2 separate regions of the Homo sapiens genome follow, and region 2 is linked to region 1. Evidence: chromatin contacts called from ENCODE Hi-C or POLR2A ChIA-PET data. All regions are on one chromosome and are shown on one strand. The core of a region is the stretch at or near the end of the contact, and the rest is flanking DNA. Distances in the headings are between cores, read along the strand shown. Region 1 overlaps PTEN (phosphatase and tensin homolog). Region 2 overlaps RNLS (renalase, FAD dependent amine oxidase).

Region 1 (4,982 bases), core at 589-3,088:
AGAAAACAATAAAACTAAAGGGAAAAAGACATTTTAAAAGTTAATGGCTGAGCAAAATGCAGATTTAGAGAAAAGAAAGGAAACCTGTGGATTCTAAAGAGAATGTCTAGCCCGGAGGACATGATGTTAAGTAAAATAAGTCAGGTACAGAAAGATAAATACCGTATGTTCTCACTCATATATGGAAGCTAAAAAAGTTGAGCTCATAAGAGTGTGGTTATTAGAGGCCGGGAAAGGGAGTGGGAGGGGAGGATAGGGAGATGTTGGTTAAAAGATAAAAAATTACACACAGGAGGAATAAATTATAGTGTTCTATAGAACTGTAACTAGTCAACAATAATTTACTGTATATTTTCAAATAGCTAGAAGACAGAATTTTGAATGTTCCTAACACAAAGAAATGACAAATGTTTGAGGTGATCCATATGCTAATTATCCTGATTTGATCATCACACACTGCATACATGAAAATATCACTCTGTATCCCATAAATATGTACAATTATTATATATTAAAAATTTTTTTAAAGGGAAACTTCTGAACACTTAAAAAAAATTTAAGGGCTAAAGACATTTAATATTAGATCTATTTTCACTTAAAACGTGCAGGGGCCCAAGTATTACTATTACTACCAATATACATACATACATACATACATATATGTATGTATATTGGTAGTAATAGTGTGTGTGTGTGTGTGTGTGTGTGTGTGTGTGTGTATATATTTTTTTTTTTTTTTTTTTTTTAAGACAGAGTCTTGCTCTGTTGCCCAGGCTGAAGTGCACGTGCACTGGTGTGATCTCGGCTCACTGCAACCTCCATCTCACAGGCTCAAGCAATTCTTGTGCCTCAGCCTCCCAAGTAGCTGGGATTACAGGTGTGCGACACCATGCCCAGCTAATTTTTGTATTTGTAGTGCAGATAGGGTTTCGCCATATTGGCCGGCTGGTCTTAAACTCCTGGGCCTCAAGTGATCCGCCTGCCTTAGCCTCCCAAAGTGCTGGGATTACAGGTGAAGTATTACTAGCAATATTCTTAATACTCAGACGCTACAGTTAGATTTATTACATGTTATAAAAATTGAATGAAAAATTAAGAGAGAGTAAAAAAGAGAAAGAAACGAGTGTGGTGAATGAACAGGGGAAAATCAGGTAGAATAAGAAATAGGAAGGGGGAAGAAAAAAATGGTAAACAACCACTTGGGAATGTTTACAAATCAGATTTTTTTAATCTGAAGAATTCTTGTCTATAAGTAGATATATATACCTATGTAGAAATACATATATCACACATAGGCAAAAATGAAACAAACCAAATAATTCTAAGATACAATATAAGGAAATAGGATTTTTAAAAAAAGAATAACGGGAGGACAATCAAAGGACTTCAGAGAATATGAGATTGAAGCTAAGGCTGGAAATATGAAGATAGCTATGGAAGGTCAGGGGAAAAGGCTGAGATGAAAAGGTACAGGGAGAAGGAAAATAACTGGAAAGACTAGAAGAGGCAGAAGCTTAGCATTTTGAAGAACTGAAGAAAGACCAGTATGACTGAATCTCAAGAAACAAGGAGAGAAGGTGACTAGTGCTGATGTAGGAGGTAGCCCTGTGCTAAATTATGCTGGGCCTTGTAGGTCATGGTAAAAAAAAAAACACAAGGTCCTTATAAAGTGTAAACAGAAGTGACACAATCAAGTCTATTTTTAAGATCACTCTGAGGGATTGAGAATAAATTGGAAGGCAGACAGGAGTGGAAGCAGTAAAAACATTCCATATGAATCATTCCCAAATGACTGAGTTCCCATCTATTTCTTTCCTCTCCCATTCCTACTTCATATCCCAGTCATTTAGCCCCCTCCCGCACCTTTGCCCCAGATTTCAGCAAACAACGAAGAATTAGGAAAAGGAAAAATGCAGCTTTTTTGACGCTGTGTACATTGGGTATTTTATTAGAAACTTTCATGTTACTGCTACGTAAACACTGCTTCGAAATAATACATAAGTTAAAAACTTGTCAAGCAAGTTCTTCATCAGCTGTACTCCTAGAATTAAACACACATCACATACATACAAGTCAACAACCCCCACAAAATGTTTAATTTAACTGACCTTAAAATTTGGAGAAAAGTATCGGTTGGCTTTGTCTTTATTTGCTTTGTCAAGATCATTTTTTGTTAAAGTAAGTACTAGATATTCCTTGTCATTATCTGCACGCTCTATACTGCAAATGCTATCGATTTCTTGATCACATAGACTTCCATTTTCTACTTTTTCTGAGGTTTCCTCTGGTCCTGGTATGAAGAATGTATTTACCCAAAAGTGAAACATTTTGTCCTAAAAAAAAAAAAAAAGAAAAGAAAAAGAAATGAAATGACATATTTAATTAATGATGTTTTATTTTTTTAAAAAAGAAAATCTGTCACCTATGTTAAACATTTGCAAAAAGTCAACAAAATAAACTATCATTTGATATTCTGAATAAAGGTAAACACAAAGACTATTATAAGGCAATCTGAGTTATCTGTTGCATTTTCATTCACATGATTTTTCTTCACTCAAATTCTCAAATTTTAAACCAAAAATACAATCTCACAAGATCTAAGATAAACTACTTTTGCCTTAAAATTTTAAGTAAAAAAACCTCTTTTCTCATCTAATACTAGCTTTAAATACGTTTTTAGTTTACGTGTACATACATATAAACAAAATTCAGATATGGATTTAATTTTTTCTACATTTCAAATGAGCTACCTATTCCAAGATTTACTTTAACAAAAGTTCTTGGACGGTGAGTGCAACTTCCCTGATGACGCATGGCAAATACATGTTTACTTCTACAGCAATACAAACATGAGAAGCTCCAGTTTCTTACATGACAATATAATGCTTGAATACTTTCAGAATAAATATGAGGGGGTAGGAAAGAGTACTACTGATTTCTTTTGATGTTATAAAATGCTTGTTCTTAAAAAAAATCACTTCTTACTAATAAGATAATACCTTCTTAATAAAAAAACACAACAGAAGTTCATCACTTTAAACCTCTATTGACCAACAAAGAAATCTGGCCTGTATAAATCATTTGGCAATTAATGATATACAGCCTTGTGACATCTTATCTGGTACCTGGTACCTTAAAATGCCATTTAAATCTTTTATTCTAATTTATCTTAAAGTTTTTTATCCCCCAGAAAATAAGATCCTTAAGGATGTTACGTCTTAAATGTCATTGCATCTTTTAACAGTACCTGGCAAAGTAATCTTGTATACAAGGTCTTTAAAATTTTTTTTTTGCTTATTTCAATTATTTTAGCCAGTAATTGTATTTTACTTAGAAGAAAATAAGCCAATAATATTTAAATAACAAAAAGGTGAATTCTATATATATATGGGTTATACTAAAATTTTTTGTGTTTTAATCATAGCATATTCTTAAATAAGGCAGGGAAAATCAATAAAATGGAAATTTATGTAGTCAAGGATAAACAAATAAATCATAAATATTTAATCTAACCTTCAATTTTGCATGTGTTAAAGTACAGATGAAGGGAAATAAGAATTAGGAAATTCCTAAAGGTATGCAGAGATGATGATGTAGATGCCTATTTTTGAAAGCTAAATAAAACTTACTAGTTATCTTAATTTTAAAACAGTTGCTAATACTTCCTGGATTATCAAAAAATAATTTTTCTAAGTTATTGAGATATATTTAACTTTTATTTGTACAGACGATAGGAAATGGGTTTCTGGCTAAAAAAAAAAAAGTTCAGCATATTTTGATTTTTTTTTCCAGCTACTTGGATTCTGGATAAAGGAAAATTATATCTCTACTGATACATCAAAGCAGCATTTAAAATTTTGCAGTAAATGAAACTTCCTCTTATTTTCTTTCAAAAGAAAAGCTAAAAATCAGAAAAAGTAAATAAATCCTATCATTGAGAATGTTTAAAGATTGGCAATATGCTATCTAGTATGTTTAACAAGGCAGCAACACTACAAAGTTAGTCCTTTTCTTCATTACTATCTAAAAATGTTGCACCTTAGTCTCACTTTAAATATTCACATTTAATATTTTAAATGAAGATAGTTGTTGTTTTTTTTTTCTTTTTTTTTGAGATGGAGTTTCACTCTTGTTGCCCAGGCTGGAGTACAATGGTGCATTCTTGGCTTACTGCAACCTCCGCCTCTCGGGTTCAGCAATTATCCTGCCTCAAGCCTCCTGAGTAGCTGGGAAAACAGGCGCCTGCCACCACACCCGGCTAATTTTTTTGTATTTTTAGTAGAGATGGGGTTTAACCATGTTGGCCAGGCTGGTCTCGAACTCCTGACCTCAGCTGATCTGCCCACCTCAGCCTCCCAAAGTGCTGGAATTACAGGCGTGAGCCACCGCACAGGGCGGATAGTTGGTTTTAAAATAATAAGACGTTGCCTTCTCTAAATACAGATCAATCAAATTCAAACTTCATTAACTTTCTAAACCTGCACATTTAAATACCATGTTTTCATTCTTTATTACTTCCTCTTCATACTGATTTCTCTCCTAGTTAAAAAATTAATCAGTAAATCCACAGAAGCTAAATAGAAAATAATCAAGTCTTAAGAAACGTTAAGGCCAGGCATGATGGCGCACACCTGTAATTCCAACTCTTTGGGATGCCAAAGCGTGAGGACTGCTTGTGCCCAGGAGTTTGAGACCAGCCTGGGCAACATAGTGAGACCCTGTCCCTACAAAAATAAAAATAAAAAAAATTAGCTGGGTGTGGTGGCACATGCTTGTAGTCTTAGCTACTCAGCCTGGGCAATAGAACAAGACCCTGTCTCTAACAAAAAGGAAAAAAAAAAAAAAGGAAAGAAAAAGAAACATAAGCCAAAATGGAGAAAAAGTGGTTTGTGTCACTACATAAGACCACAGAACAGATCTCATTTCTACCTATAGACCAAAATTTTTAAAATATTGGTCCCATGCTAATTTCTTCTCAGTTA
Region 2 (7,006 bases), core at 3,350-5,849, 430 kb before region 1:
TTCTTTAGTTTAATTAGATCCTATTTGTCAATTTTGGTTTTTGTTGCCATTGCTTTTGGTGTTTTAGACATGAAAGTCCTTGCCCATGCCTATGTCCTTAATGGTATTGCCTATGTTTTCTTCTAGGGTTTTTATGGTTTTAGGTCTAACATTTAAGTCTTTAATCCATTTGAATTAATTTTTGTATAAGGTGTAAGGAAGGGATCCAGTTTCAGCTTTCTACATATGGCTAGCCAGTTTTCCCAGCACCATTTATTAAATAGGGAATCCTTTCCCCATTGCTTGTTTTTGTCAGGTTTGTCAAAGATCAGATAGTTGTAGATATACGGCATTATTTCTCAGGGCTCTGTTCTGTTCCATTGGTGTATATCTCTGTTTTGGTACCAGTATGATGCTGTTTTGGTTACTGTAGCCTTGTAGTATAGTTTGAAGTCAGGTAGCGTGATGCCTCCAGCTTTGTCCTTTTGGCTTAAGATTGACTTGGCAATGCAGGCTCTTTTTTGGTTCCATATGAACTTTAAAGTAGTTTTTTCCAATTCTGTGAAGAAAGTCATTGGTAGCTTGATGGGGATGGCATTGAATCTATAAATTACCTTGGGCAGTATGGCCATTTTCACGATATTGATTCTGCCTACCCATGAGCATGGAATGTTCTTCCATTTGTTTGTATCCTCTTTTACTTCATTGAGCAGTGGTTTGTAGTTCTCCTTGAAGAGGTCCTTCACATCCCTTGTAAGTTGGATTCCTAGGTATTTTATTGTCTTTGAAGCAATTGTGAATGGGAGTTCACTCATGATTTGGCTCTCTGTTTGTCTGTTATTGGTGTATAAGAATGCTTGTGATTTTTGTACATTGATTTTGTATCCTGAGACTTTGCTGAAGTTGCTTATCAGCTTGAGGAGATTTTGGGCTGAGACGATGGGGTTTTCTAGATATACAATCATGTCATCTGCAAACAGGGACAATTTGACTTCCTCTTTTCCTAATTGAATACCCTTTATTTCTTTCTCCTGCCTGATTGCCCTGGCCAGAACTTCCAACACTATGTTGAATAGGAGTGGTAAGAGAGGGCATCCCTGTCTTGTGCCAGTTTTCAAAGGGACTGCTTCCAGTTTTTGCCCATTCAGTATGATATTGGCTGTGGGTTTGTCATAAATAGCTCTTATTATTTTGAGATACGTTCCATCAATACCTAATTTATTGAGAGTTTTTAGCATGAAGGGTTGTTGAATTTTGTTTTGTCAGAGGCCTTTTCTGCATCTATTGAGATAATCATGTGGTTTTTGTCTTTGGTTCTGTTTATATGCTGGATTACATTTATTGATTTGCATATGTTGAACCAGCCTTGCATCCCAGGGATGAAGCCCACTTGATCATGGTGGATAAGCTTTTTGATGTGCCTGAGAGACAGTTTATATTGACTGCTTTTGTACTGCATGTGTGCCATACTTTTAGTTTCTTTGAATGTCTCCTAATTTTTTGTTGAAACTACATTTTAAAAAATGTTGCAACTCTTGAAATCAGAATCTCCTACCTCCCCAGGGTTTGTGAAAGTTGCTGTTTGTAGTTGGTGCTTGTTTTGTTTGAGCTAATTATTTAATATGTGATTTCTTTGTCATAGGTGGCCATTGGAGTCTCTGATAGCTGACTTAGTGTTCAGCTAATGATTGGACAAAGATTTTCTTAAATTCCTGGAGCTCACAAGTCCTCCAATCTTTGCCTAAGGGCTCTGTGTGCATTTGGAGCACACCTTGAACACTCCAGCAGGCAGTATGAAACTCTGCCTTCACTTTCACTTCCTGCCTCCATAGAGCCACAAGGTTAGGCAGAGTTGAGAATTTAGATCTTTCTCAGGTCTTAGCTGAGCATGCAGATAGCACTGAGTATGCTCACATCCCTACACATGAACTTGTACTTCTAGTTTCCCAGCATTATGTCTGTGCTTTTCAAATCATCCTGTGGACGTATCTTTCCACAGCTTCTCCTTTTAAGCTTTTGGTAAGCTGATTATTTGCTTCAACTCTTATGTACTGCCTCAGGCAACAGTGATGTGAAACAATTGCCACTCAGTCTTTTCTACAAATAATTGAAAATCATTTCTGTTAAGAAAAATATTCACATTGGGTGAACTCTAAGTCAAGTCACATAGAGACAATATTATGAGTGGAATATTTCAGGGAACCATCAGACAGGTCAAATAATGATAGTTCTCTGGAAATGGAGTTTGGAGAGAGCGCTAACCCTGTTCTATCCCCTCCGGGGGCTGCCAGACTGCCAGTGTTTATCATGATTGCAAGTTGTTGGTTTCCCAGGTTATTGCAGAGCTGGGGGCAGGGGAGGGAGAATGAGAAAAGAGCAGAGTAAAAGACAAAAAAGCTTAGTTTTTACTGACATTCAGCCATTTTTTTAAATAAAAGCTTACCTGATTTCTGCTAGTCTTTGATTAATTTCCAGAGTTCTGAAAAAGTTTACACTGACAATTTTTGCCAGTATTTTTATTGCTTGTATGGAGGAGAGGGTTTTCAGAGTCCCTTATTTTGCCATTTTCATTATCACCCCATGTCCTCTTTTAATAACAAATATTTTTAATAACATCTCTAACTATTCTAAAATGAAATTCATGGATAACATAACCTACCAAGACATTTTTTTGTTTTTTAGACGGAGTCTCGCTCTGTCGCCAGGCTGGAGTGCAGTGGCGCGACCTTGGCTTACTGCAACCTCCACCTCCTGGGTTCAAGCAATTCTCCTGCCTCAGCCTCCCAAGTAGCTGGGACTACAGGTGCCTACCACCATGCCCGGCTAATTTTTGTATTTTTAGTAGAGATGGGGTTTCACCATGTTGGCCAGGATGGTCTCGGCCTCTTGACCTTGTGATCCACCGGCCTCGGAACTCCCAAAGTGCTGGGATTACAGGCATGAGCCACTATTCCTGGCCAGTACACATTATTTTAAAATTACTAATATGATTGCCTAATTGTAATTTAAAGAAGAAGAAAGGAATATCATAATAATAATTGAAAATGCTTGGGGACAACTACACTGGAAGACATAATCAGACACACCTGTTTGTATAATCACTTTGAATTGGGATGTTACAAATTATTGCAGTTATATTTTCAGAGGATTCAAATGTCATATGTGCCATGGATATTGATATTATAATTTTCAAAAATGATTAACAATTCTCAGTAAGGTTCAAATGAAACAAAGTATAGTCTTCAGTTAGTTTACATTGGATTTGCATTTATGGGAAATTAGGTGTCTATTAAAACCATGAAAAGAAATATTTAATTTTTTATGTAAGATTGAATTTGGTCCTAGGCTTAAATCATTACATACAGATTTTTTAAAAATCTACATGAATAGTTGGTGGGACAGTAAAATCTAACATGATATGGAACTTCCCCTTACCTCCCTGACTACTACCCACTGAATGTCAGTTAACAGTCCCATAATAATTTATACTTTGAGACACCCTTCCCAAGAAAAATGGCCCTCATAAACTTCCAAAATATCCCCTAGAAGGCAGTACCATTCCTCTGAGAGCCACTGCTTTAGAAGAGCCAGCTGTTAGTTGTTTTTTGGCTTTGGGTTTTTTAAAATCTGAGGTGCACCAAGTTTCAAAGAAAGGTCCCCAATAAGAAAACCAACAAGCTGACTAAATGCATGTGTGCTATGGTCCCTGCTCACTACTCCTCTGCCCCACATTCCACCTTTCAGGAAGTTTGAGTACTGAAATAATACTAAATAATTTGCAGACACTTTGGGGGATTGGATGCTCAAACACTTTTTTCCCCTCTTTTATCTTATTTGGAATGAGAGTTTTATTTAGTGCATTCAGACGAACGAATATTAAAAACTTCCTTAGGTCCTCAAAGAAGGGCCTTGACATCTTTCCTTAGTGAGCTGGTCCAATGTTCTAAATCCTCTGAGCAGGATCCCTGTGGTGTGTGACCCAGATAGCGTCCCAGAGACTTTCACTTTATTTCCTTGTGAAGACACGTGAAAGCTGCTTTATCAAGGAGTCACTAAGTCTGGTCACAACACAGTTTCAAGGAACCAACACTGGGACACTTACCATTTTGATGATTTTATCAGCTTTGATGGTGAGCCTAATTACAAAAGTCCTATCAAATGAATATCCACTGGTTCTTGATAGACCACAACCAAATTGTATTTCCCCCTTGTGTTCCTAGCTATTTATGAATATTGTTGCAAATGCTGTAATTGCCATCACCTTCTTCTGACTTTCTCAATATAATACCTAATTAGTCAGTGTCAGTGTTGCCAGATGATATGAAATGCTGTGGCTTCTGGCCCTCATTTTCTAATGGATTTGGAATTGTATGTATTTATGTCATTGCTCTTCCTTTATAGCAACTACATGCCCTATCCCTGAATCTGTAAATATTCTGAGGCAGGTATATCTTGTAGTCCCCCAATAGCAAGAGTACCCTGCTTATAGTTTTTGGACATTTGTATTTAATGTTGCTCCTTTTATTTCTGTATGCATTCTCACTAGATAGGGCTTTAGCTTTAAAAACTGTGCGAATTTCATTCCACCAGAGGGCACCATGGTAAACTTCACTTTCAAAAGGATCCTTAACAACTCAGTTAAGAAATCCCTAAAAGGATCCTTAACAACTCAGTTAAGAAATCCCTAAAACCGAAATATTGAAACAAATGAATGTAATTAAAGCAGCAATACCTTTGACCAAGATATTTATTCCATCGTGACTTTTAAATCTCTATAGAATGATTCATTTTGCTAAGGGTATGTTAATCACTCTCAAGCACAACTTTGACAAATCAAAAATAGATAGCAGGCTTTATTATGGCCAATGTGTGAGCTCCACAGACTGTCAAAAAAAGAAAACAACAATAACAAAAAAAAACCCAGCACAGTTCTGTTAGGAGACATACCTCTCCTTTTCTGGCTCCAAAAGAGAATGAATGCTTTTTGAATCCTAGGAGGTAAACCAATATCGTAATTTCCTACATGCTACAAAATAGCCATCTTTAGTAAAGCTCCAATTTCAGGGTGGATTTTAATTGTTTACTACTAATAAACCTTGGGAGTTAATTTATACCATCCCTCAAGTCCCAACACAAACAGATTCCCTTTTCCAGAACTCATGGTGGCAAGATTCCATAGAACTCCCCAGATGATGGCAGCTACTATCAGAGCTCTCAACTCTGACAGGAATTAACAAATAACAGGTTACAAACAGGAAACACAGTGTCTCATATCCATGGCTCCACTGATGCATGGTACTATGTAACATGTAGGGTATGTTAATTCCCTGATATTTATTCACTTATTCATTCGACACATAGTTATTGAGTATCTCCTGTGTACCACGTTGTAAGCTCTGGGGATACAGTGATGAGGGCAATTGACCTGATCCTTGTCTTAATGGAGTTTGATTACTAGTAGGGGGAAGTCATATAAAAAGACGATGATAAACAAGGAATCAAATAAAAACATAAGTAATTTCAGTTTGAGAGGTCACAGAAAGTTAATAAAAAGGTTCTATGAGAATGAAGGGAACTCTCACACAGCTTGTGAGAGTAGGACTGTCTGTGTAGATAGCATGAGATAGGAGAAAGAGCTAGCCATGTGATAACATGGAGACAGGGACCAGCAAAATATTTAAGTCTCTTCAGCTGGAAAGACTGTGCTGTGTTCTGATAACAAAAAGGAGGCCTCCATAGCTAGAACAGTGAGTCCTAGGCAGAGTGAGGCAAATTAAACTGGGGCCAGATCCTGGGAAGGATTTTGAATTATTCTCAGGCATGTTTTAAGCAGGATGGCATAGTCCAGAGAATGGATTTCAAGGGAAGGAGGCAAGAGCTGGGGAAGACAGGGTGCCAGAAAGTATTGAAACCAAATAGCAAGTTATTGCAGTGGCTCAGAAGGAGAAAACAATGGTGATTATGGAGATGAACAGAGTAGCCTTATTCAAGGTGTGTTTTAGAAGTAGAATCTACAGGACTTGCTGATAAATTAAACATGGAAAGAAAATTAAGACAAAGATGACTTACAGGTTCTTAGCTTGAGCAACTGGGTGAATGGTTATGTTGTCGACTAAGCCTGAGGAAGGAACAGCTTTCAAGGATAGATGGAAGGAATAATTAGGTATCCAACTTCTACGTGTTAAATGAAAGGCGACTGTGATACACCCCAGGGAAATATATTCAGGACTGCCCTCTGAGCCCTCTAGACATAGGTTTCATTTGTACCACAACCATCTCCCCTTCCAAATACCCACAGAGATGTTTCCTATATCTATGTTTTCAAGGTGTGTGGTCGTGAAGAACAGGGAGCCCTTCACTCCTGTCTGCATTGCCCGCTAAACTACAGGCTGACGTGCCTTCTGATTTTCTTTTCTGCTGTCAGAGCATTTGCTTCCCTCTGTCCTACAGGACAACTCTAAATCATTATCTCCACAACACCTGCTCCATATCAAAAGTGTTAGATTTTTAGCCAGAAGACATGCACTATTTTTCTTACTAGCTGGGTGACCTGGGGCATGCCATTTAACTTCTGGGAGCCCTGCAGGTCTTTGTAAAGACAATATCAATGATTACATGTAAAAGCACTTTGTAAACTGTAAGCAGTTACGTAAATAGGCTTGTTATTCTCATTTTTGTCTCAGTCTCCACCACTGTAACAAATAATCTTCCTTTTTTTTTTTTTTTTTTTTTTGCTCTGTTCTCCTCGCTTTTCTTCTTGCGTGCTTCTTCTGTCTCTTGTCCTTTCTGCCACATAAATTTGCTTTCCTGAAAAAGGCTGGTTATTTGGAGACATCATCACCAGCCAATCAGAGCTCTCTATTCCTTCTGGCTGGAAAGCCAATCAGATGTAAGCTCCAGGTCTCTTTTCAGTGTTGCTAGGGCTTCAGGTCTACTTCTAAAAGCTGACTTGCTTGCTTTCCGCTAGTTCATTCTCTGTCTCTCTCTGCTCCCCACTTCTCCCACCCCCACTCTATTCCTCTCACTC

Evidence for each region. Hi-C counts contacts between places; a loop is a spot of excess contacts on that map. ChIA-PET counts read pairs that join two places held with the same protein, here RNA polymerase II (POLR2A). Pooled maps may share reads with other maps.
Region 2: a map of MCF 10A shows a loop between it and region 1 (4-fold over the local background). The contact joins two enhancer-like sites. A Hi-C loop is called at or near these places in 4 of 168 maps with a recorded cell type or tissue (IMR-90, MCF 10A, endothelial cell of umbilical vein and 1 more), 9 of 37 single-sample maps with no recorded cell type and 12 of 50 pooled maps. POLR2A ChIA-PET finds 5 or more read pairs at or near these places in 5 of 52 experiments (AG04450, MCF 10A, WTC11 and 2 more).

What each region holds. Positions count from the first base shown.
Region 1 is chr10:87,958,245-87,963,226 of GRCh38, reverse strand. It overlaps PTEN (phosphatase and tensin homolog), which reads right to left. Exons shown (of 9, transcript NM_000314.8): 8 at 2,109-2,333. Among named protein-coding and RNA genes, the nearest start is that of PTEN, 97 kb to the right of the region's middle. Within about 2 kb of position 1,838, at least 3 of the 41 ENCODE cell types and tissues checked have a DNase peak (open chromatin) inside an H3K27ac peak, as active enhancers do.
Region 2 is chr10:88,387,209-88,394,214 of GRCh38, reverse strand. The region is part of intron 4 of RNLS (renalase, FAD dependent amine oxidase); the gene reads left to right. Among named protein-coding and RNA genes, the nearest start is that of RNLS, 190 kb to the left of the region's middle. Within about 2 kb of position 4,599, at least 3 of the 41 ENCODE cell types and tissues checked have a DNase peak (open chromatin) inside an H3K27ac peak, as active enhancers do.